7 separate regions of the Homo sapiens genome follow, and all the other regions are linked to region 6. The links are chromatin contacts, found by Hi-C or POLR2A ChIA-PET in ENCODE. All regions are on one chromosome and are shown on one strand. Each heading gives the region's core, a stretch centred on a gene start or an enhancer-like site at or near the end of the contact. The rest is flanking DNA. Distances are from core to core; before and after follow the strand shown. Region 1 holds the start of PDIA3 (protein disulfide isomerase family A member 3). Region 2 holds the start of SERF2 (small EDRK-rich factor 2). Region 3 holds the start of RAD51-AS1 (RAD51 antisense RNA 1). Region 4 holds the start of RMDN3 (regulator of microtubule dynamics 3). Region 5 holds the start of TMEM62 (transmembrane protein 62). Region 6 holds the start of EHD4 (EH domain containing 4). Region 7 holds the start of CCNDBP1 (cyclin D1 binding protein 1).

What was found. Hi-C counts contacts between places; a loop is a spot of excess contacts on that map. ChIA-PET counts read pairs that join two places held with the same protein, here RNA polymerase II (POLR2A). Pooled maps may share reads with other maps.
Region 1: a map of CD8-positive, alpha-beta T cell shows a loop between it and region 6 (14-fold over the local background). The contact joins the promoter of PDIA3 here to the promoter of EHD4 in region 6. A Hi-C loop is called at or near these places in 1 of 168 maps with a recorded cell type or tissue (CD8-positive, alpha-beta T cell), 2 of 37 single-sample maps with no recorded cell type and 6 of 50 pooled maps.
Region 2: a map with no recorded cell type shows a loop between it and region 6 (10-fold over the local background). The contact joins the promoter of SERF2 here to the promoter of EHD4 in region 6. A Hi-C loop is called at or near these places in 1 of 37 single-sample maps with no recorded cell type and 6 of 50 pooled maps. POLR2A ChIA-PET finds 5 or more read pairs at or near these places in 1 of 52 experiments (HEK293).
Region 3: a map of B cell shows a loop between it and region 6 (7-fold over the local background). The contact joins the promoter of RAD51-AS1 here to the promoter of EHD4 in region 6. A Hi-C loop is called at or near these places in 1 of 168 maps with a recorded cell type or tissue (B cell), 1 of 37 single-sample maps with no recorded cell type and 7 of 50 pooled maps.
Region 4: a map of CD8-positive, alpha-beta T cell shows a loop between it and region 6 (17-fold over the local background). The contact joins the promoter of RMDN3 here to the promoter of EHD4 in region 6. A Hi-C loop is called at or near these places in 1 of 168 maps with a recorded cell type or tissue (CD8-positive, alpha-beta T cell) and 6 of 50 pooled maps. POLR2A ChIA-PET finds 5 or more read pairs at or near these places in 1 of 52 experiments (activated T-cell).
Region 5: a loop to region 6 is called in a map with no recorded cell type, with 11 times the contacts of the local background. The contact joins the promoter of TMEM62 here to the promoter of EHD4 in region 6. A Hi-C loop is called at or near these places in 2 of 168 maps with a recorded cell type or tissue (B cell and naive thymus-derived CD4-positive, alpha-beta T cell), 2 of 37 single-sample maps with no recorded cell type and 7 of 50 pooled maps.
Region 7: a map of CD8-positive, alpha-beta T cell shows a loop between it and region 6 (12-fold over the local background). The contact joins the promoter of CCNDBP1 here to the promoter of EHD4 in region 6. A Hi-C loop is called at or near these places in 2 of 168 maps with a recorded cell type or tissue (CD8-positive, alpha-beta T cell and naive thymus-derived CD4-positive, alpha-beta T cell), 2 of 37 single-sample maps with no recorded cell type and 11 of 50 pooled maps.

Annotation. Positions count from the first base shown.
Region 1 is chr15:43,745,170-43,747,869 of GRCh38, forward strand. It overlaps PDIA3 (protein disulfide isomerase family A member 3), which reads left to right and starts at 1,269. Exons shown (of 13, transcript NM_005313.5): 1 at 1,269-1,537. The coding sequence starts at 1,371. It also overlaps the pseudogene CATSPER2P1. RefSeq lists a silencer at 985-1,284 and enhancers at 1,785-1,834, 1,845-1,894.
Region 2 is chr15:43,790,883-43,793,582 of GRCh38, forward strand. SERF2 (small EDRK-rich factor 2) reads left to right here and starts at 1,438. Exons shown (of 3, transcript NM_001018108.4): 1 at 1,438-1,501; 2 at 2,093-2,201. The coding sequence starts at 1,495. It overlaps SERF2-C15ORF63 (SERF2-C15orf63 readthrough), which reads left to right and starts at 1,094. Exons shown (of 6, transcript NR_037673.1): 1 at 1,094-1,501; 2 at 2,093-2,201. RefSeq lists enhancers at 933-2,132, 1,921-2,250, 2,586-2,700 and a silencer at 1,121-1,200.
Region 3 is chr15:40,693,745-40,696,444 of GRCh38, forward strand. RAD51-AS1 (RAD51 antisense RNA 1) reads right to left here and starts at 1,361. Exons shown (of 2, transcript NR_040058.1): 1 at 1,268-1,361; 2 at 1-1,051. It overlaps RAD51 (RAD51 recombinase), which reads left to right and starts at 1,430. Exons shown (of 10, transcript NM_002875.5): 1 at 1,430-1,681. RefSeq lists enhancers at 420-599, 482-1,079, 960-1,109, 1,580-1,639, 1,677-2,274 and 1 more.
Region 4 is chr15:40,753,936-40,756,635 of GRCh38, forward strand. RMDN3 (regulator of microtubule dynamics 3) reads right to left here and starts at 1,319. Exons shown (of 13, transcript NM_018145.3): 1 at 1,148-1,319; 2 at 662-855. The coding sequence starts at 848. RefSeq lists a silencer at 710-924 and enhancers at 1,040-1,249, 1,460-1,579, 1,670-1,779.
Region 5 is chr15:43,132,271-43,134,970 of GRCh38, forward strand. It overlaps TMEM62 (transmembrane protein 62), which reads left to right and starts at 1,316. Exons shown (of 14, transcript NM_024956.4): 1 at 1,316-1,712; 2 at 1,987-2,098. The coding sequence starts at 1,533. RefSeq lists silencers at 1,104-1,163, 1,384-1,783, 1,974-2,185.
Region 6 is chr15:41,971,211-41,973,910 of GRCh38, forward strand. It overlaps EHD4 (EH domain containing 4), which reads right to left and starts at 1,347. Exons shown (of 6, transcript NM_139265.4): 1 at 1,049-1,347. The coding sequence starts at 1,284. PLA2G4E-AS1 (PLA2G4E antisense RNA 1) reads left to right here and starts at 1,553. Exons shown (of 4, transcript NR_120334.1): 1 at 1,553-1,788; 2 at 2,594-2,700. RefSeq lists silencers at 789-1,058, 1,159-1,228, 1,269-1,398.
Region 7 is chr15:43,184,074-43,186,773 of GRCh38, forward strand. CCNDBP1 (cyclin D1 binding protein 1) reads left to right here and starts at 1,330. Exons shown (of 11, transcript NM_012142.5): 1 at 1,330-1,534; 2 at 1,747-1,806; 3 at 2,081-2,160. The coding sequence starts at 1,426. It overlaps TMEM62 (transmembrane protein 62), which reads left to right. Exons shown (of 14, transcript NM_024956.4): 14 at 187-1,071. The coding sequence ends at 513. It overlaps LOC124903478 (a long non-coding RNA gene), which reads right to left and starts at 1,814. Exons shown (of 2, transcript XR_007064604.1): 1 at 1,696-1,814. RefSeq lists silencers at 1,056-1,355, 1,576-1,665 and an enhancer at 1,836-1,935.

The DNA of each region.
Region 1 (2,700 bases), core at 19-2,518, 1.8 Mb after region 6:
GCTAAGAAAATGTAAGCATCAAGTGTCATTTCATTCTTGGAGCTGCACCAAGGATTACAGGTTTTCTGTCCCCTCCTCCCCACCCTCTTTGCCCTTAAGATTCCTTAATGTACCCACATCTACGAACTAGGAGCAGTTGGGCAGAACAAACATTCTACTAAGACTCAGGGTTTTTTGAAACAAAAGGGGCTAAGAGTGGTAAAGACATTGAGCAGTCGACCAAGTGGCCAGGCATCTTCACTTTGTGACGGCACTACCAATTAAAAGCTCATTAAAAAAAAAAAAAAAAAAAAAAAAAGTCCGGGCGTGGTGGCTCACGCCTGTAATTCCAGCACTTTGGAATGCCGAGGCGAGCGGATCACGAGGTCAGGAGATAGAGACCATCCTGGCTAACACGGTGAAACCCGGTCTCTACTAAAAATACAAAAAATTAGCCGGGCGTGGTGGCGGGCGCCTGTAGGCCCAGCTACTCGGGAAGCTGAGGCAGGAGAATGGCGTGAACCCGGGAGGCAGAGCTTGCAGTGAGCGGAGATCGCGCCACTGCACTCCAGCGTGGGGGACAGAGCAAGACGGCATCTCAGACAAAACAAAACAAAACAAAACAAGAAACTCAATAAAAAAGGAGCAGCCACAAGGGCAGGGGCCCGGGGCTGGACAAAGAAGAACCTGGGTCCCACCTGGGCCTGAGAGAATCGGGCAATGAGGTGGAGTTGGGGGAGGGCTTGGCCTGCCCACGCAAGAGAAACCAAGTGAAGAGAAATTGGACAAAATGCCAAAGCCTGACATTTTGAAAATGGGTCCCGTCCCAAGTGTGTCCACTCCAACACTCCTTCGGGGGCTAGCTCCTTCTCTCCTCCATTCTCGCTTCTGGGCCTCACCTCAGCCCAGGTTCTCTTCGCCCACTCAGTCCTGACTTCACGCTTCCACCTCCAGCTCAGGCGCCCCCTGAGCCCGGCTACCCCTACGCAGGACGAGCTCAGGGCCGGCTCCCAGCCTCACTGCGCCCCATTTCCCGCCCCGCCCGACCCCCAGGTTTCGGCTCACCCCGGGACCCGGCCCTAGCCCCTGCCCCCAGCCCAGGACCGGGCCCAGCCACGCTCGCCCAGACACTCGCCGCCTCGGCCCCGCCCCGCGCTCCGGCCACTCGGCGGTAACGAGTTGGTCCCGCCCGCCCGACGAAGGCGACGCGCAGCCAATCAGCGGCTGCCACACAGCGGCCCAAGCCGGGTTTGGGGGTTGGGACCTCCGGCTGCAGGTCCGCCTGGGCCAGACGCGCGAGCGCAAGCAGCGGGTTAGTGGTCGCGCGCCCGACCTCCGCAGTCCCAGCCGAGCCGCGACCCTTCCGGCCGTCCCCACCCCACCTCGCCGCCATGCGCCTCCGCCGCCTAGCGCTGTTCCCGGGTGTGGCGCTGCTTCTTGCCGCGGCCCGCCTCGCCGCTGCCTCCGACGTGCTAGAACTCACGGACGACAACTTCGAGAGTCGCATCTCCGACACGGGCTCTGCGGGCCTCATGCTCGTCGAGTTCTTCGCCCCCTGGTGAGTCCATTCTGCCGAGGCGGGGGAAGAAAGGCGGGGCTGGGCCGGGGGCGAGAGCGCGGGGAACTGTTGGGCCTACGCAGCGCCGGGGCCCTTCATTCCTGTGGGCCCCTGCTGCGGCGGGCACATTTCTCATTCCCGGGAGCTGGAGGCGCCTCGCCGAGAGCGGGGGAGTCGGTGCTGATCGGCCCAAGGAAAACCCGAAGGCTGCGCTCACGCAGGGCCTCATCCTTATCTCGGTGCTCTTGTGGCACTTCCTATTTGCAGAGGGTTTTGCCACCCCTTCCCCCAGTCCAATATGTAGCTATATCTTTTCTGCGTGAGTCAGTATTAATGCTCCTCCAGTCTACAGACTAGGCATCCCAAAGCCTTGTAGTGGAAGCGGACGTTTCACCAAATGCAGAAGTCCTGGATCCCTAGGGTATTTCCTTTCATCTTACCTCACGCCGCACAGCCATTGGTTTCTAGCCAAGGTCACTGAGTGGCTGCAGAATGGTCGTAAGTGCTTTCTTGAGGCAGGTAATTTGTCCGTCACATGGTGTACAGTTTCTCCCTTCAGCTGATCACTTACATCTCAGTACCGGCAGATACCTCTGTCCAAACGAAAGGAGTACGTGAACAAGAATAATTCCATCAGAATCTGTCCATATTGTCTGTTTTAAATAGCATTTCTTTAAAATGTCAAAAAAGACTCCAATGAGAAAATAACCAATATTGATTACATACTCCACTTTAGGGTGACTTAAGTGATCAAGGGTGTAAATTCCTTAGATAGAACTAACTCGAAATAAAAAACTGTTGGGGAGAAGGAAGAGCAAATAAGATTTCTGGCCCAGTCAACTTGAGTGTTTGTTTTTTTTTTTTATTTGTGTGTGTGTGTGTTTTTAAACCTCCAGATCATTACCAGAGTAAACAGTGATTCCTTTATCCTGGGGATAGCTCTCTATATATAATTCAATATATATAATTACAGTACTTAATTTTTCCCCTCCTGGCACAGTGACCCTTGGTTTAATACTATCCGTGTTCAAAAATGTCAGTAAAAGTTGTGTATAACTTTTATTTGCTTCAGACTCAGGTCTTCCCTTCTTAGCCTCAAACAACTTGCTAAGGGTTACACGAAAAAAGTCCTGTAGTAAAGACCACCTGAATCAGAATGATGT
Region 2 (2,700 bases), core at 188-2,687, 1.8 Mb after region 6:
CCTCTCAAGTAGCTGGGACTACAGGCGCCTGCCACCACACCCAGCTATTTTTTTTTTTTGTATTTTTAGTAGAGACGGGGTTTTACCGTGTTAGCCAGGATGGTCTCGATGTCCTGACCTCGTGATCCACCCGCCTCTGCCTCCCAAAGTGCTGGGATTACAGGCGTGAGCCACCTTGCCCAGCCTTTCTTATTAACTCTTTTTTTTTTGAGATGCAGTCTCGCTCTGTCGCCCAGGCTAGAGTGCAGTGGTGCGATCTCGGCTCACTGCAAGCTCCATCTACCGGGTTCACGCCATTCTCCTGCCTCAGCCTCCTGAGTAGCTGGGACTACAGGCGCCCGCCACCACGCCCGGCTAATTCTTATTAACTTTTTTTTTAGACGGGATCTCGCACTGTCGCCTGGGCTGGAGTGCAATGGCGCGATCTCGGCTCACTGCAACTTCCGCCTCCCGGGTTCAAGCGATTCTCCTGCCTCAGCCTCCCAAGTAGCTGGAATTACAGGCGCGCCACCACGCCCGGCTAATTTTTTGTATTTTTAGGGTTTTCACCATTGTTGGTCAGGCTGCTGGTCTCGAACTCCTGACCTTCTGATCTGCCCACCTCAGCCTCCCAAAGTGCTGGGATTACAGGCGTGAGCCACCACGCCCGGCCCTCCAGGGTCTTAATACAAAACCGGGTGGCTGGTGGCGATGGTACAGTAAGAAAAGCTCCAGAGGGGAAAAGCGAATATGTGAATTATCTAATCTCAGCCACTGATCCAACTCCATAGTCTGTGACTTTTGGAGTCCTCCAATACTTCCAAGCTGCATGTTCACATTTAAAGTTTCTGGGGGAAAACGAACAGGGTAGAGTTTTAGGAAATACCAGATGTTGCTGCGATTTTCTACAGTGAAGGGGCGTGGAAGGGGACAATGGGAGTAGAAGCGGGTTTCTGAAGTTGTGTTTGTACTTGATTTTAAGCGAGCTGTGAACAACTCGTGTCCAAATAAGTGGCTGAGAGGTGGTCCTAAGTAAGCACAAGTTTAGTAGTAGAGTACTCGTAACACAGAACTGGCTGAAACCCCGCCCTCTTGTCTACGGGCGTTCTTTCAGGGCGACTTTGTCAGTACCCCAAACTGTCCCCGCATGAGGTCACTCTGCACGGTCACGTGCTCGAGCCCGCGGGAGCGCCACATCGCCAGCCGCACCCCTCCACCCCCAACCTGCCCACGTGACCCGGCCTAGTTTCTCCAGGCCCGTCCCTACGTCTCACTCGGGAAGCCCCGCCCCACGCTGAGCGCTCCGCCTGCGACCCTCCGCCACTTACCCACCCCGGCTCAAGCACGACCCGTGGATCCACGTGCTTTTTCTTGTCCAATGGGAGCCGGCTCCCGGGCGCGAAGGGGCGGGGAGGAAAGGAACGACTGTGCTACGTTGCCAGAAGGGGCGGGACCTGCAACGTCCGACAGAACGAGGGGACGTAACGGAGGCAGGTTGGAGCCGCTGCCGTCGCCATGACCCGTGAGCACCGAGCCCCCTTCTCCTTGCCCTTTTCTTTCCGTTCACCCTAAACACCACCGGCGAGGCGCCGGCTTTGACCTTCCGTAGCTTCCCTAGCAAGGCGTTTCTCTGGGCGCGCTCTGTGGCCACCCTCACACTCGGTGCCCGGAAATCGAGCCCTTTGCCCACGGCTACTTCACGGGACCACCCTCCCGGGTTAGGCATAGGCCCTCCCGGATCTTCCGCGGTGTAAGGAGAAGGCCAGCGCCCCTGTGATAGGCCCAGAGCCCCCACTCCACAAGCCAGCCCATCCCCCACGGAGACCCAAACCGTCCACACACACCTTGCCAGCTGTTTGGGCCCCACGCCGCCCCAAAACACGCCTCCAGCTGGCCCCTTGGGACCTCCCTTCTCTAGTCCGTATTTTGACCTGGCCCGTGGCAGATTCGCCACTCCCCCCTACCCCAAGCAGCCTGGGCCTCGATGGGCCGTTGTCGGGGCCCGGAGATTGAAGTGGTGTTGGATCCTGCTGCTGGCCGCGCTGGGGTAGAAGGGTCGCCGGTGTGTGGGCAGAGCGGCCCCCGCGTCTCACCTTTAATTTTCTTTCCTTAGGCGGTAACCAGCGTGAGCTCGCCCGCCAGAAGAATATGAAAAAGCAGAGCGACTCGGTTAAGGGAAAGCGCCGAGATGACGGGCTTTCTGCTGCCGCCCGCAAGCAGAGGTAGCCCCAGGGAGGGGAGGGAAAGGGACGGTGGAGACCTGGGTTAGACCAAGGGTTATAGAAGGAAAGAGAGCTACCTCAGGGCTTGAATGTGGACTAGTCGTGAGGAGCAGAGTGCATTGCTTCCTCTAGGGTTTTATTTCCTCCCCACCCTCCAAATTGTTAGCTCACAGCCTTACAGGAAAGGACGGGGGCGGGCGCCTGCCCTCAGTCTGATTTCTGAGCGTCCCTGGGTCTGACCTTAAGGGCAAGGGCAGGGAGCTTCACATTTCAAATACAGTTGTGGTTACGGCAGCCCAGTACTTTTGGCCCTCCTTGCTGTTCGGTTCTCCTCCCTTCTCCCAACCTCCTCACTGGTGTTGCTGGGTGTGGTCCTCAATACAGAATAGAGACCCTTGGGCCTGTGTCACCAGACTTCTGACCCCTTGGGCAACAGCCAGATGGAGACTGGTCGCCTTTTGAGCCTCAGCTCTCTTCCTCTTGTTCTCCTAGGGTGGGA
Region 3 (2,700 bases), core at 111-2,610, 1.3 Mb before region 6:
TTTTTTTTTTTTGAGATATGGGGTCCCACTATGTTGCCCAGGCTGGTCTCCAACTCCTGAGCTCAAGCGATCCTCCCCCACCTTGGCTTCCCAAAGTGCTGGGATTACAGGTGTGAGCCACCGTGCAGGCCTTATATGATCTTCATATCCTGAACTAAATGTAACCTTCCAGTTTCGGCACTTGCTCTGGCACTTTTCCTCCCTCGCCAGATAATACTAATCTTTAATCATGTAGTTCGTTTCCATGCCCATACTACCCTATTTGCTTATAATGTCTTCCACTTCGCCCAAGAATCCCTACTCAGCTAGCTTGTGGTGTTGTTTTGACACAGTCTCGCTCTGTCGCCCAGGCTGGAGTACAGCGGCGAGATCTCGGTTGGCTGCAACCTCCTCCTGAGTTCAAGCGATTCTCATGCCTCAGCCTTTCGAGTAGCTAGGATTACAGGCATGTGCCACAAAACCTGGCTAATTTTTGTATTTTTTACTAAAGACGAGGTTTCACCACGTTGGCCAGGTTTATCTCCAACCCCTGACCTCAGGTGATCCGCCTGCCTTGGCCTCCTAAACTGCTGGGATTACTGGCGTGAACCACCGCGCCCGGCCCTACTCAGCCTTTAAAACCGGAATCACGGGTCAAAACTTTCTGGTAAACCACGATACGGTTTAGGTTATGAAATTCAATGCCCCCTTCCTCTGAACTCCTGCAAATCTCCAGTAAAGCACCACAGATTGACGAATATTCCAGCCATTTCCCTCTCCCGTACGCTAGCTCCATTTCCCACTTCTATCCATCTTCTCGAGCTTCCTCAGCTCCTCCACCTCCATGAGGCCTGGAAAGCACCTTGCTCCAGGAATGCGAGTAGGAGGCTCAGAGCGACCAGAAGTGCCAAAAGCTGACATTCAGATACTGCCGAAACAAACCACAAGAGCGCTAGGGCCCCCGCTAATAGTCCAGCTGCGATGGTGAGAACTCGCGGACCCGCCGGCGATGCATGCCGGGAGATGTAGTCCCGGGCCGACGCATTACCTCTTGGGAGTCGTGGTCTTCGATCTGGTAAACAGAAGACGGCAACTCGGTTAAGTCTTCCCCCACCGCCCCCTGAAATCCCTCGCCCCACCCGCGAGGGACTGGGGTAGGAGTAGGGGCGTTGCCGTGGTTAGCCTCGAACTCCTAGGCTCAGACGATACTCTCGCCTCGGCCTCCCGAGCAGCTGGGACTACACGCGTGAGCCACCGCCCCCGGCATAAAGTTTGAATTAGTCCTTACGCAAAAAGGGAAGAGGGCAGTCTGTAAACTCGCGCAGGATCAAGCTCTCGAGCTCCCGTCTTGGGTTAGCGCGCAGGGCGGAAGCGGGGAGAAGGCGGATCCGGGAGGCGGGGATACGTTACGTCGACGCGGGCGTGACCCTGGGCGAGAGGGTTTGGCGGGAATTCTGAAAGCCGCTGGCGGACCGCGCGCAGCGGCCAGAGACCGAGCCCTAAGGAGAGTGCGGCGCTTCCCGAGGCGTGCAGCTGGGAACTGCAACTCATCTGGGTTGTGCGCAGAAGGCTGGGGCAAGCGAGTAGAGAAGTGGAGCGTAAGCCAGGGGCGTTGGGGGCCGTGCGGGTCGGGCGCGTGCCACGCCCGCGGGGTGAAGTCGGAGCGCGGGGCCTGCTGGAGAGAGGAGCGCTGCGGACCGAGGTGAGTGTGTGAGGCGCAGGCTGGGCCCTCCAGAGCCGCGGCTCGTCCTCGCCCACCTGCGTCCTGGCCGGTCCAGTGCTCAGCGGCAGTTGGGGCCTCCGCGCGCAGTGTGAAACCCGGACGTGGCAGGGCGTGTCCGCGCCCGACCGACCCTCAGCTGCTGGGGCGAAAACACAAGTGGACCTCAGTCTTTAGAACTAGGGGAGAAACATTAGAGCCTTTATAGGCAACACCTATTTTATGGGTTCGAGCGAGAAGTCCGAGATCAGAGCGGTGTAGCCACAGCTGTTTAATATCACAGCCAGGGCTTCCGGATTCCTGATCTGTCTTTCCATTACACCGTGCTTAGAAAGTACCAATCTCCGATTGCCAAAACAGTGTTTTCATCATCTAATGCGGAAAACCATTCACATGATGCCTAGAGAATGATCTGAAGTGAGGTTTGGTTTTCTTAAAACTTTTTTTTTGAGATGGAGTCTCGCTCTTCCGCCCAGGCTGGAGTGTAGTGGCGCGATCTCGGCTCACTGCAACCTCCGCCTCCCGGATTCAAGCGATTCTCCTACCTCAGCCTCCCGAGGAGCTGGGATTACAGGCCCCCACCACCACGCCGCCAGGCTGATTTTTGTATTTTTAGTAGAGACGGGGTTTCACCATGTTGGTCAGGCTGGTCTCGAACTTCTGACCTCAGGTTATCCACCCGCCTCTGCCTCCCAAAGTGCTGGGATTACAGCCGTGAGCCACAGCGCCTGGCCCCTGTTTTTTTGTTTGTTTGTTTGTTTTTAACTTCTAAAGCGCAATGTAATATACATGTAGAAAAATTCACATTCACAACTGTATACAACTCCGTGAATTATTACAAAATATACTGGCCGGGCGTCGTGTCTCACGTCTGTAGTCCCAGCACTTTGGGAAGTGGAGGCGGGAGGACGATTGAGCCCAAGAGTTCGAGAACAGCCTGGTCAAGATAGTGAGACCCGCATCTCTACAAATAGGAAAAATTAGCTAGGCATGGTGGCGTG
Region 4 (2,700 bases), core at 69-2,568, 1.2 Mb before region 6:
TACAAGATTATTCTTTTTGCCCTCTTTTGGACTCTTCCTCTACTTATTACACACCTCACCCAACACTAAGCAAGTGCCTTTAATACCCACATAGCACTATTGTGGCCAGAACTAAAAGTGAAAGTTAAACAGTCTTTTTGAAATATACTTTCTTGTGAGTACAGGCGAAAGAGTAGAGAAAACCACGACTGCTTTTTTTTTTTTTTTTTTTTTGAGACAGAGTCCCACTCTGTCACCCAGGCTGGAGTGCAGTGGCGCAACCTCAGCTCACTGCGGCCTCCGCCTACCAGGTTCAAGCGATTCTCGTGCCTCAGCCTCCCCAGTAGCTGGGACTACAGGCCGCGCCACCACGCCCGGCTAATTTTTGTATTTTTAGTAGAGATGGGGTTTCACCATGTTGACATCTGGTTGAACGTTGGCCAGGCTGGTCTTGAACTCCTGACCTCAGGTGATCCGCCCGCCTCGGCCTCCCAAAGTGCTGGGATTACAGGCGTGAGCCACCGCGCCCAGCCCGACGACTGCTTTTTCAACAAGCTTCCAAAAAAGTGAAACCCTAAAGCACTTCTCTCCGTTACCCTGTCCCACAGTCTCCACCGAAAGCAGCCCAGACCTCAGGCCCATTAGTCTGCAGTGACCGCGGTCTCAGGAGACGGGCTCCTACCGTGGCGTCCGGGATCTGAAGTCTGCGTATAGTCCAGGGAGTTGGGCAGGCTCTGGCTGCGGCCATGACGCTGGGTCCGTTTCCATCGCTGGCTGTAAAGGAGGCACAGGAATCCAAGGCCGGCGGCGGTACCCAGCAACAGTCCCAGCCCGGCACGGGCACCACCCAGGGCTCCCAGTCTAGACATGCTGCACCTGCGGCCAGCAGAAGTCACCGGGAGCAGGCAGGCGGGCGGGCGGGCGGGGGTAAGGAGAGAGAGAGATTCGTGAACCCGGTAAACCCACCCTCAAGGCTGAACCCCGGCAGGTATCCCCTTGCCCAAACCCTGAGCTCTCGACTACGTGCACCCCAGTCTGAACCCTAAGGCTTCCTCCAGCCTCCTGGGCCCCACTGCCTCTCTTCTCACCCAGCCTGGACGTAGCCGCCCCTCCAGTACACCCCCCGACCCGGGTCACAGAGTCCGGCTTCTGGGCCTTCAACCCCCACCTCAGCCTCACGACACTGCAGACCACAAACCCGGCGCCCTGGCTGCAAACTCCTGGCCTTCCGCCGCGGCCCCCGAAGGCGCTCTGGCCTGGCAGGAGATCCACTCAGACCCTTACCCGGCCGCCAGCCACCATGGCAGCAGCCGCCGCGGGCTCACGCTGTCAGTGACCGTGACGTCAGGCAGGCGGCGCCAGGTGCTCGGCGCCCTGCGGGAAGGCGCAGAGAGATGACCGCGCCGGCCCCGCCCCTTGTCTGTTTCCCTCAGGGGCGGGGCCACGGGCGCCGCCGGAGGGGCGGAGTCAGCACAGAGCGCGAAAGGAAAGCAAGAAGGGGCCCAAGACAGGGGAAAGGCGGGAAGGCAGGGAGACTTCTTGGGCGGACGCTCGCGCAGTCACCCTCACCGTCCGGCAGCCAGGCCTCCATTTCCCTCCGGTCACACCGGCTTAACTTGCTGCTCCCGGAATACGCTCAGCATATTCACACTTTCTACCTGCGCTTCTGCCTGGACCTCCCCTCTGTACCTGGAAAACGTCACGCTCTCCCCACATTTTATTTTTATTTTTATTTTGTAGAGACTGGGTCCCGCTCTCCTGGTCTCTCAAAGTGCGATCCGCCCGCCTCGGGCTCCCAAAGTGCGTGAGCCGCCGCACCCGGCCATAAATCTTAAACCTAACGTGCTGTCTTATAATTCTGTTTTACTCTTGTAATTGTATGCAACTTCTTATAATTGTGGCAACTAAAAAGACCGATTTTATGGACTATGATAACAATTTTATTGTGAACATTTCTTAAGAGTTAAAATTTAGTTTAGTGAAAGAAATATCTAGGCCAGTCCTCCCAATACCCTTGACTAGATCTTATATTTATTTACCCTTTAATTGTGAGATATTGTATACATATAAGAATACAGGAGGCCGGCCGTGGTGGCACGTGACTGTAGTCACAGATACTCTGGGGGCTGAGATGGGAGGATCACTTGAGCCCAGGTCGTCGAGGCTGCAGTGAGCCATGATCACTCTGGGCAACAGAAGTCAGGATATCGAGGCCACCCAGGCCAACCTGGCGAAACTCCGTCTCTACTAAAAGTACAAAAATTAGCTGGGCATGGTGGTGCACGCCTGTAATCCCAGCTACTCGGGAGGCTGAGGCAGGAGAATTGCTTGAACCCAGGAGGCAGAGGTTGCAGTGAGCCGAGATCTCGCCACTGTACTCCAGCTTGGGCAACAGAGTGAGGCCTCCTCTCAAAACAAATAAACAAAAACAACAACAACAAAAAATATATTTATATATATATAAAGTATATATATATATATACACTTTATTTTGGAGGAAATAAAAATTTCCTCTGGAAACCTTCCCAGATCACCACCTTGGTGAAATTAAGCTTTTCACCCTGCTTTGCTCCTGTGGCTCTATTGCCTCCATTATACTTTTTTTTTTTTTTTAGACGGAGTTTCGCTCTTTTCGCCCATGCTGGAATGCAGTGGTGCGATCTCGGCTCACTGCAACCTCCTCCCCCGCCCCTGGGTTCAAGCAATTCTCCTGCCTCAGCC
Region 5 (2,700 bases), core at 66-2,565, 1.2 Mb after region 6:
GTACAGACTTTCCTTTGTACCTAGTAGTACTTTATATAGTATAGCTTTGGGCTATGTAGCATTTTAAGACTCAATTAATAAAAAATTAATCTGTTGCTGACTCTGTTAATTCCTATTTCCACATGTATTTCCTTGAAGAATTCAGGATACGACTTCTTGTGTATGACAGTTTTCCTTCACACACTATTTTTGTGGGTGTGTATATATCTGATTTGGGGAGAATTTAAAAAACACATAGCTTTTTAATTTGTTTGAAACAGACCTTTTGCCTGTTACATTTTGTGCTCTTAACCAATTAAAGAAGCCAATGACATGTTAGTTTTATATTGTGTTTTCCACTAGTATATCCCTGTTGATTTGTTTGTGCCTTTTATTAACTGCCATTTTCTAAAATTTTTTTCAATAAAGGGAAGACGTGAAAAAAATTACTCAGAACAGCAATATATAATAAACAATTAAAAAATCAACAATAAGGGAGTTGTTAGATAAATTAAGGTAGGGCTGAATCTAATTCTCCTGGGTCTGGCCCATAGGAAGTATTTAATACTTATTAAATGAATGGTATACTACCGTGTTGCAATATTATTTACTCAGGTGCATGTGAAATCAGTTTAAGGGAAAAATAACTTTCACAAAACATAGGAATTACATCTATAGAAAACCTATGCTGCCGGGCGCGGTGGCTCAGCCTGTAGTCCCAGCACTTTGGGAGGCGGAGGCGGGAGGATCGCTTGAACCTAGGAGTTCCGAGGCCAGCCCGGGCAACACAGACAGATCCCAGTCTCTACAAAAACTATATTTAAAAAATTAGCTGGGCGTGGTGGTGCGAGCCTGTAATTCCAGCTACTTAAGGTCAGGGAGGTCGAGGCTGCAGTGAGCCATGATCGCGCCACTGCATTCCTGCCTGGGGGATAGAGACCCTGTCTGAGAAGTGAAGGAAAGGGGAATGGTAGAGGGAAGGGGAAGAGAAAGAAAAGAAAACCTATGGAGGTACGTTAATAATCAGAAGGGGCCAGAGGAAGCCACCTGACACATTTGTGAGACAATTTAAAAGGCGTTCTCATACATTCTCACTTTGATACAACAACCCTGCAAAGTGCGCACGGAAGGTGTTATTAACTCCGTTTTACAGGTAAGGAGATCGACCCACTGAGGTCAGGAGTGACTGACCAAGGCGGAGCCAGGACTCTAGCCCCCGCCTCCCGGCCACTGGTCCCGGTCTCCTTCCCCGCCACCACTCGGCCACCGTCATTGGTGTTCAGAGTTTCGGTTCTCTTTTCTGTGATCGTATTACTTATGCAAAACGAGCCCAGTCACTTGCGCGGCCAGAGAGGGGCAGGTGCTGGGCGGCGGCTGACGGGCGCAGCACCCTAGGCCCAGTGTCTGGCTCCAGCCCCGCATCCGGCGCCGGCCCCGCATCCAGCTCTGGCCCTGCGACAATAGAGTCCGGAAGTGCAGGCAAAGCGGCTCCCGGGAGCGCCGCGCGGTCCTGCGCGGGATCAGCGAGGGCCGCGCCCCGGCGGGCGGGCGGCATGGCTGCAGTGCTGGCTCTCAGGGTGGTCGCGGGGTTGGCGGCCGCAGCGCTGGTGGCCATGCTCTTGGAGCACTACGGCCTGGCGGGCCAGCCCTCGCCGCTGCCGCGCCCCGCGCCCCCCAGGAGGCCGCACCCTGCGCCAGGGCCCGGAGACAGCAACATCTTCTGGGGCCTGCAGGTGACGCGGCGGGAAGCCGGGCCGGGAGGCAGGTGCAGATCGGGCACCGTGCGGTGGGACCCTTGCGGGTGTTGGGCCCCACGCTCCAGGCTGGGGACCTCAGTCAGATTGTAACTCGAGGCTCTGTCTAGTGCTGGCCCTGTCCTTACCTGGGGGGTTCGTTATGCATTGCCTCTTTGCCTTTTCCTTCTGCCCGAGAGAGCCGCTGAGCCGCCCCTCCCCATGCTGCCTCTTCCTGGCTCAGATCTCTCTGTTCAATACCTGTTTTCGGCAGATATCCGACATTCACCTGAGCAGGTTTCGAGATCCAGGCAGAGCGGTAGACTTAGAGAAATTCTGTTCTGAAACTATTGACATCATTCAACCAGCTCTCGTCCTAGCAACAGGTAGGGAGGCTTGCCGTGCTGTGGTGGTGGTCTGTGGTCCGCATGGTAGAACTCTAGCCAGGGCTGTGGCTTTTCATTTTGGGGACGTTGGGAGCAGTATAGCCACAGCCCCAGGTGAGCTCTGTGAGGTGGAAGAGATTGGACATTCTAACCCCTTTGCCTATGGATAACTGAATGAGTCAAGATCCAGGCAAAATGATTTGACGTAGCAAGGTTTTGTCAAAGCAGTAGAAGCAAGGCTCCTGGTTCTCATGTCAGTCTGTTGTCTGATATATTTGTATCTGGTTTTTGTTCTTGTTGTTGTTACAGTTCTGGTTGTGAGAATTAGGGAAAAGCCTGTAACCACGAATCAGAAGTTCTCTTCTTTTGCTAACTTTTCTATTTTCTTTACATTATTAATCTTATATTTTCAGTTGTTTGAGGCTTCCGGTGACCCAGGGCACTTTTTCTTCATCCTTTGATAGTTTTATGACTTAAGTTTTCTAGACTCTTCAAACACTTTATTTGCTTTCAAACTGTAATGGGGAGAAGAAGCTAAAGGAGCATCTATCTATCTTGCTTACTGGGGAATTCATCACTCATCCACCTTATTGAAGCATCTC
Region 6 (2,700 bases), core at 97-2,596:
AAATGGCATGTATCCAAATATAGATGCAGTTTTCTCAACACCTGTTGCACATCAAATGATGAAGAGATTGTTACAATTTCCAAAACCCTGGACCAAAACCTTAAATGATCAGCACTTTGTTTCAACTGATACACGGCTTAAGTCAGAAAAATAAGTTCTTCTTACCAAAAACAGTGAGCCTAAATATGCTGGCTGCTTTAGAAATAAAACAGGTGATCAACAAAGCAATCTGTTTCTGTCTAAATAATTTCCCAGCAAAAGTCACTTCTTTTGAAACTATATGATTTGAACCACAGGGTATGCACAGTGATTGTGTGCTTTCAGAAACACGGTAAGCATGACAAATATTTTCAGTTGTCAAGGGTAAGCGAGGAGGGAATGACCCACCTAAGAAATGGAAACTAACAAATAGTAATATGACACTCCCCCTTAGTTCCACAGGCTGGTGCGGCTGCTACACGCAGCTCACTTCCTACGGGCGGCTAAAGGCGGTGCATGAACTGAACGTAGGCGGCCTCTTTATCCCCTCCCCACAACACTGTGGGGTGGCACGTAAAGACCTCAAGGGAAGGGGGCCTGGGCGATACGCTCTCCTGCTGCCATTCATTTGTTCAAGAAATAGTTGAACAAATGAATAGTTAAACAAACTCTCCAACTAGGACTCTGTCCCATTCGGATACCCTACGCCTCTCCCCCCATTTCCATCCCTAGGCATCACTCCCTCGTCAAGAATATGCTGATTATGGCTCGCGCCCCCTCTCTCCCTTGGACCCTCCCGCCAGGGCGACCGGACGAGGCCAGCGGGAGCAACGCCTTCCGAACCGCAAGGAAGGAGGGCTCGGAGTGCGCAGGGCGCGGGTTCGCGGGACCCTCCAGCGCGCGGGGCTGGCCAGCCGGGGCGGGGCCGAGGGCACCGGGCGCCGAGCTCCGGGAGGGGTCCCCGAGGTCGCGCCGGCCGGGAGGGGCAGCGGCGGGAGGCGGCCGACTGCGGCGCACACGTGGGGAGGGCGGAGCGGGGCGGGAGCCGGGCGAGGGGCGGTGACGGTACCTGATGAAGGTGGTCTTGCCGGTGCTGTACTGGCCCACCAGCAGGATCATGGGCTTGTTCTCGAAGTCGGCGTCCTCCAGCGCAGGCGAGTGGAACTCGTGGAAGCGGTACGCCTCCTCCAGCGGCAGCACCTTGCGCAGGTAGAGCGAGCGCAGCCCGCCCGTCACCGTCTGCACCGCGTCCGCGCCGCCAGCGCGTTCGCGCCCGCCCGCCTGCCGCCCCATCCAGCTGAACATCCTGCCGCCAGTCCACGCTCGGATGGGACCCTGCTCCGGGTTCGACTCTCCCCGGCTCGCACTGAGCCGCCCCGGCCGCGCTGGCCGCCGCCCGAGGAGGGCCCCGCCTTGTGCTGCCACAGCCAGTCTTCGGCCGCTACGTCACGCGCGCTCGCCCACTATTCAGACGAGCTCTCTCAGGTCCTTCCTGATTGGATCTCTGCCAGAGAGGGCTGAAGGCGTCAGCCAATTGAGAGGAGGTTCTTAATGAATTATTGATGACGGAGTCATTCTAGAGGACTGGGCGGGGAGATGGTGTCTTCCCGGCCGGGTGGCACTGACCGGTCATGCTCAGGGCCCCCTTCTGGTTGCCGGTGCCTCACCTCTGGCCAGGTGGCATCGGCTTCCGGGTAAATCTGAGCTGCCCAAAGCGAGCCTCCGGAGGCTGCTCCATCTCCTGGAACGTTTACTCATTCAGGCCTCTGGACGTCGATACTGGGGATGAAAAGTTCAGAAAGTGGACAGGCAGGTTCTGTCTTCCCGGGGGCGGGTGGTTATGACTCCGTTTTACAGGCCAAGAGACCCAGGCTCACGGGCATAATTGACACAATCTTGAGGGGAAGTGGACTGGAATCTATTTGAGTAGCCGTTTCTCCTACTTCTCCACATTGCCCTCACTAAATTCTGGATCAGCTAAAGGCTTTTTCCCCTTAGTTTTCTTTATGTGTTTTTCTGTAAAGCCGAAAATTTAGTCATTACTCTCATTATTACATTATCCTCATTATTACAACTTTATTTCCACATATTGACATGTGAGTCATTGTCACCTCCTAGCTGTTTTTTGTTGTTGTTGTTGTTTTCTGAGACGGAGTCTCGCTCTGTCGCCCAGGCTGGAGTGCAGTGGCACGATCTCGGCTCACTGCAACCTCCGCTTCCCGGGTTCAAGCAATTTTCCTGTCTCAGCCTCCTGAGTAGCTGGGACTACAGGCGCTCACCACCATGCCCAGCTAATTTTTGTATTTTTAGTAGAGATGGGGTTTCACCATATTGGTAAGGCTGGTCTTGAACTCCTGACCTCAGATGATCCGCCTGCCTTGGCCTCCCAAAGTATTGGGATTATAGGCGTGAGCCACCGCCCCTGGCCTGTTTCTTTTCTAGGTTAAAAGGATACTCACTTATCTAAGTTGAGATTGGGGGAAATAATCACCTTTTGTGTCCTTGATTGTAGCTTAGGAATATTTCTTAGTTGTTTTAGAGCATTTCTCAAGTGTGATCCATGGGGCCACCTGCATATATGCATTTATGAGCTGGGATGCTTGTTAAAATGCAGATTCCTGGTCTTCAGTCCAGACCTACTGAGTTAAAATATTGAGGAGAGATGGAGCTCAACAGATGCCCTAGGTGACTCTGATGTGGCCTAAGTCTGGGGAAACAGTA
Region 7 (2,700 bases), core at 80-2,579, 1.2 Mb after region 6:
AAAGGACATGGGCAAATACACAACTAGCCACAAGTCAGCTGTTGTGTTATAAGCAACTGTGCTTGAAGTAAATTAGCTAACGCCAAGACAGATAGCAGCATAGTCTTAGGATCCACTAATAATGCATTATTAAGACCAAACTCTTCCAAGGACTTGGGAGTAAGCTATGGTTCTGTTCTTTTCCAGCTGGCGTTTTTTAACATCCCCTTGATGGCTTACATGTGTTGGAGCTTGCTGCAGCGGTGCTTTGGTCACAACTTCAGGTCTCATCTCCATCAAAGAAAATACTTGAAAATTATGCCTGTTCACCTACTTATGCTACTGCTGTACATCTGGCAGGTTTATTCCTGCTACTTTCTTTATGCAACATACGGCACCCTAGCTTTTTTATTCTCCCCTTTGCGGACCTGGTTGACACTGCTGACACCTGTTCTCATTCGTTATGTGTGGACACTGAACTCCACCAAGTTTGGAATCTTCATGGTGCAGTTAAAAAGCCACCTGAGCTCCTGAAGGCCATGTCTCACCACTGGCAGCTGGGCAGAAGCCCAGCCTCTGTGTCTGTAGCCCAGGCCTCTACCCCAGTAGCAGGTGGAGGGCCAGGATTGGTGGGTGAGCTTTAGGGAGCAGCTGCTCGTTTGGAGTCCTGGACGTTGGAGGGATTACCCACTACTGATACCTGCAGAATGGACTGCAGAAAAGTCTCAAAAATAATGCCTTTATTCCTTCCCTCCCTAAGGAGGCAAAGAGTTGATTTACCTTTGTGAAGAGAAAACCCTTATCTAGGACATCCACAGGGTAGAGGTTGGGTGTGTGTACGGGAGTGTCTGAGGCCCAGTGTGTTTTTTAGGGTTACCCCATGTAAAGCACTTACCGCTGTGCTTGGAATTCAGCAGCTGTCAAAGGTGCAATTTCAGGGGCAGGGAACCTTTGAGGATCTGGGCCCGACCCTCACTACCCCTGAGATATTAGTTCCCAGGCCTGTTTTCCCACAGGATTGTGGGCTCTCTGCTTCCTTAGTCGGAAGTGTTTTCAACTAATCAAATAAATGAATGAATGATGAATAAGAAAGACGGTGAGCCTGAGGCTTGCTTGTGTAGCCTGGCCTAAGGGGCAAGAGAAGGCGTGGCCTGTCCTGGCCTCTGAGAGTGGGATGGTTGGTGCTGTACCTCAGGGGACAGGGCGGGGCGGGAGGAGGCGGGGCCAGGCCTGGTCTCTGATAACGGGATGGGTGGTGCTGGACCTCGGGCGGGGCCGGGCCTCGTGGCGGGAGGAGGCAGGGCAGGGCCTCTGGGACGGGGCTGGACGGCTTGTTGACGGAAACGAGCCCTTGACGCTGTGGCCCGGAAGTGGAGCGGCTGTCGCAGTGCGGCTCCGGCAGTGGCAGCGGAGGCCTGTGTTTGCGGCCTTCGGCAAGCGACTGAGATGGCGAGCGCAACTGCACCTGCAGCCGCAGTCCCCACCCTGGCTTCGCCTTTGGAGCAGCTCCGGCACTTGGCGGAGGAGCTGCGGTTGCTCCTGCCTCGAGTGCGGGGTGAGCTGACGGAGTTAGAACGGGCGACGGCAGGGGCGGGCTCGGGGTCGGGGAGAGGCCGGGCTCGGGGTCGGGGAGAGGCCGGGCTCGGGGTCGCGGAGAGGGCGGGCTGGGGCGGCGGCGGGGAGCCGGGCTTGGGCGAGGGAGGTGGCTCCGCTTACCTCAGCTTTTCCATTCGCCACCGTTCGGCCCCCACACGCCACACCCACAAGTCGGCGAAGCCCAGGAGACCACCGAGGAGTTTAATCGAGAGATGTTCTGGAGAAGACTCAGTGAGTGCGCCTCCTTCCGGGCTCCCCTTGCCTCAGTTCCTCCAGCGTCCCGACCCCTTTTCCTCCCGCTGTCCCCCACGGAGGGGACTGCTCTCCCCCGCTGCATCCTTTCTGTGAGGTACCTTACCCACCTCAGCACCTGAGAGGGTGAAATAGAATTCTAACCTCGACATTCGGGAAGTGTTTTTGAGAAGTCTCGGTCGGTAAGGGAAGTCTTCCAAGTCCGTGCAGCACTAACGTATTGGCACCTGCCTCCTCTTCGGCCACCCCCCAGATGAGGCAGCTGTGACTGTGTCAAGGGAAGCCACGACTCTGACCATAGTCTTCTCTCAGCTTCCACTGCCGTCTCCACAGGTGGGCTTCACTTTCGTGGAATCCTTGGGCTGCCGAGTTACACCTTAGGAATCCTCTAATTTTCTTTCCACCTTTTGCACGCACGCCAGGAGATTTCTTTTCTTCATCTGTCCAGTGAGGTTACCGTTTTTACTTCACAGGATTGTTGTGAAGACCGAATTGCCAAGTGCAGTTCCTGGCGCGGAGTAGGCAGGTCTTATAAATATTGGTTCAGTCTGAAGTTTATCCTGGTTGTTTCCCTTCTGATAATTTTTTAAGCACTTTTTATTTGCTGGGTGTTTTCACATACTTGATGGCCATCTGACAGATGAGCAAGGAGGCTCAGAAGCTCAGCTTAAGATTTAAAAAAAAGCAGGGGGGCTAGAATTTAAATCAAGGTCTATCTGATGTCTAAGCTACCTATTCTGTTATACTGCATAATACCCTTTTTATATTATTTTTTATATTTAATCAGTAACATATGTAGATAGTACAAAATTCAACAGATATCAAAGTGTGTTAAGTTTACCTTTCCACCCACTTTCTCATTTTTGTCTCCCC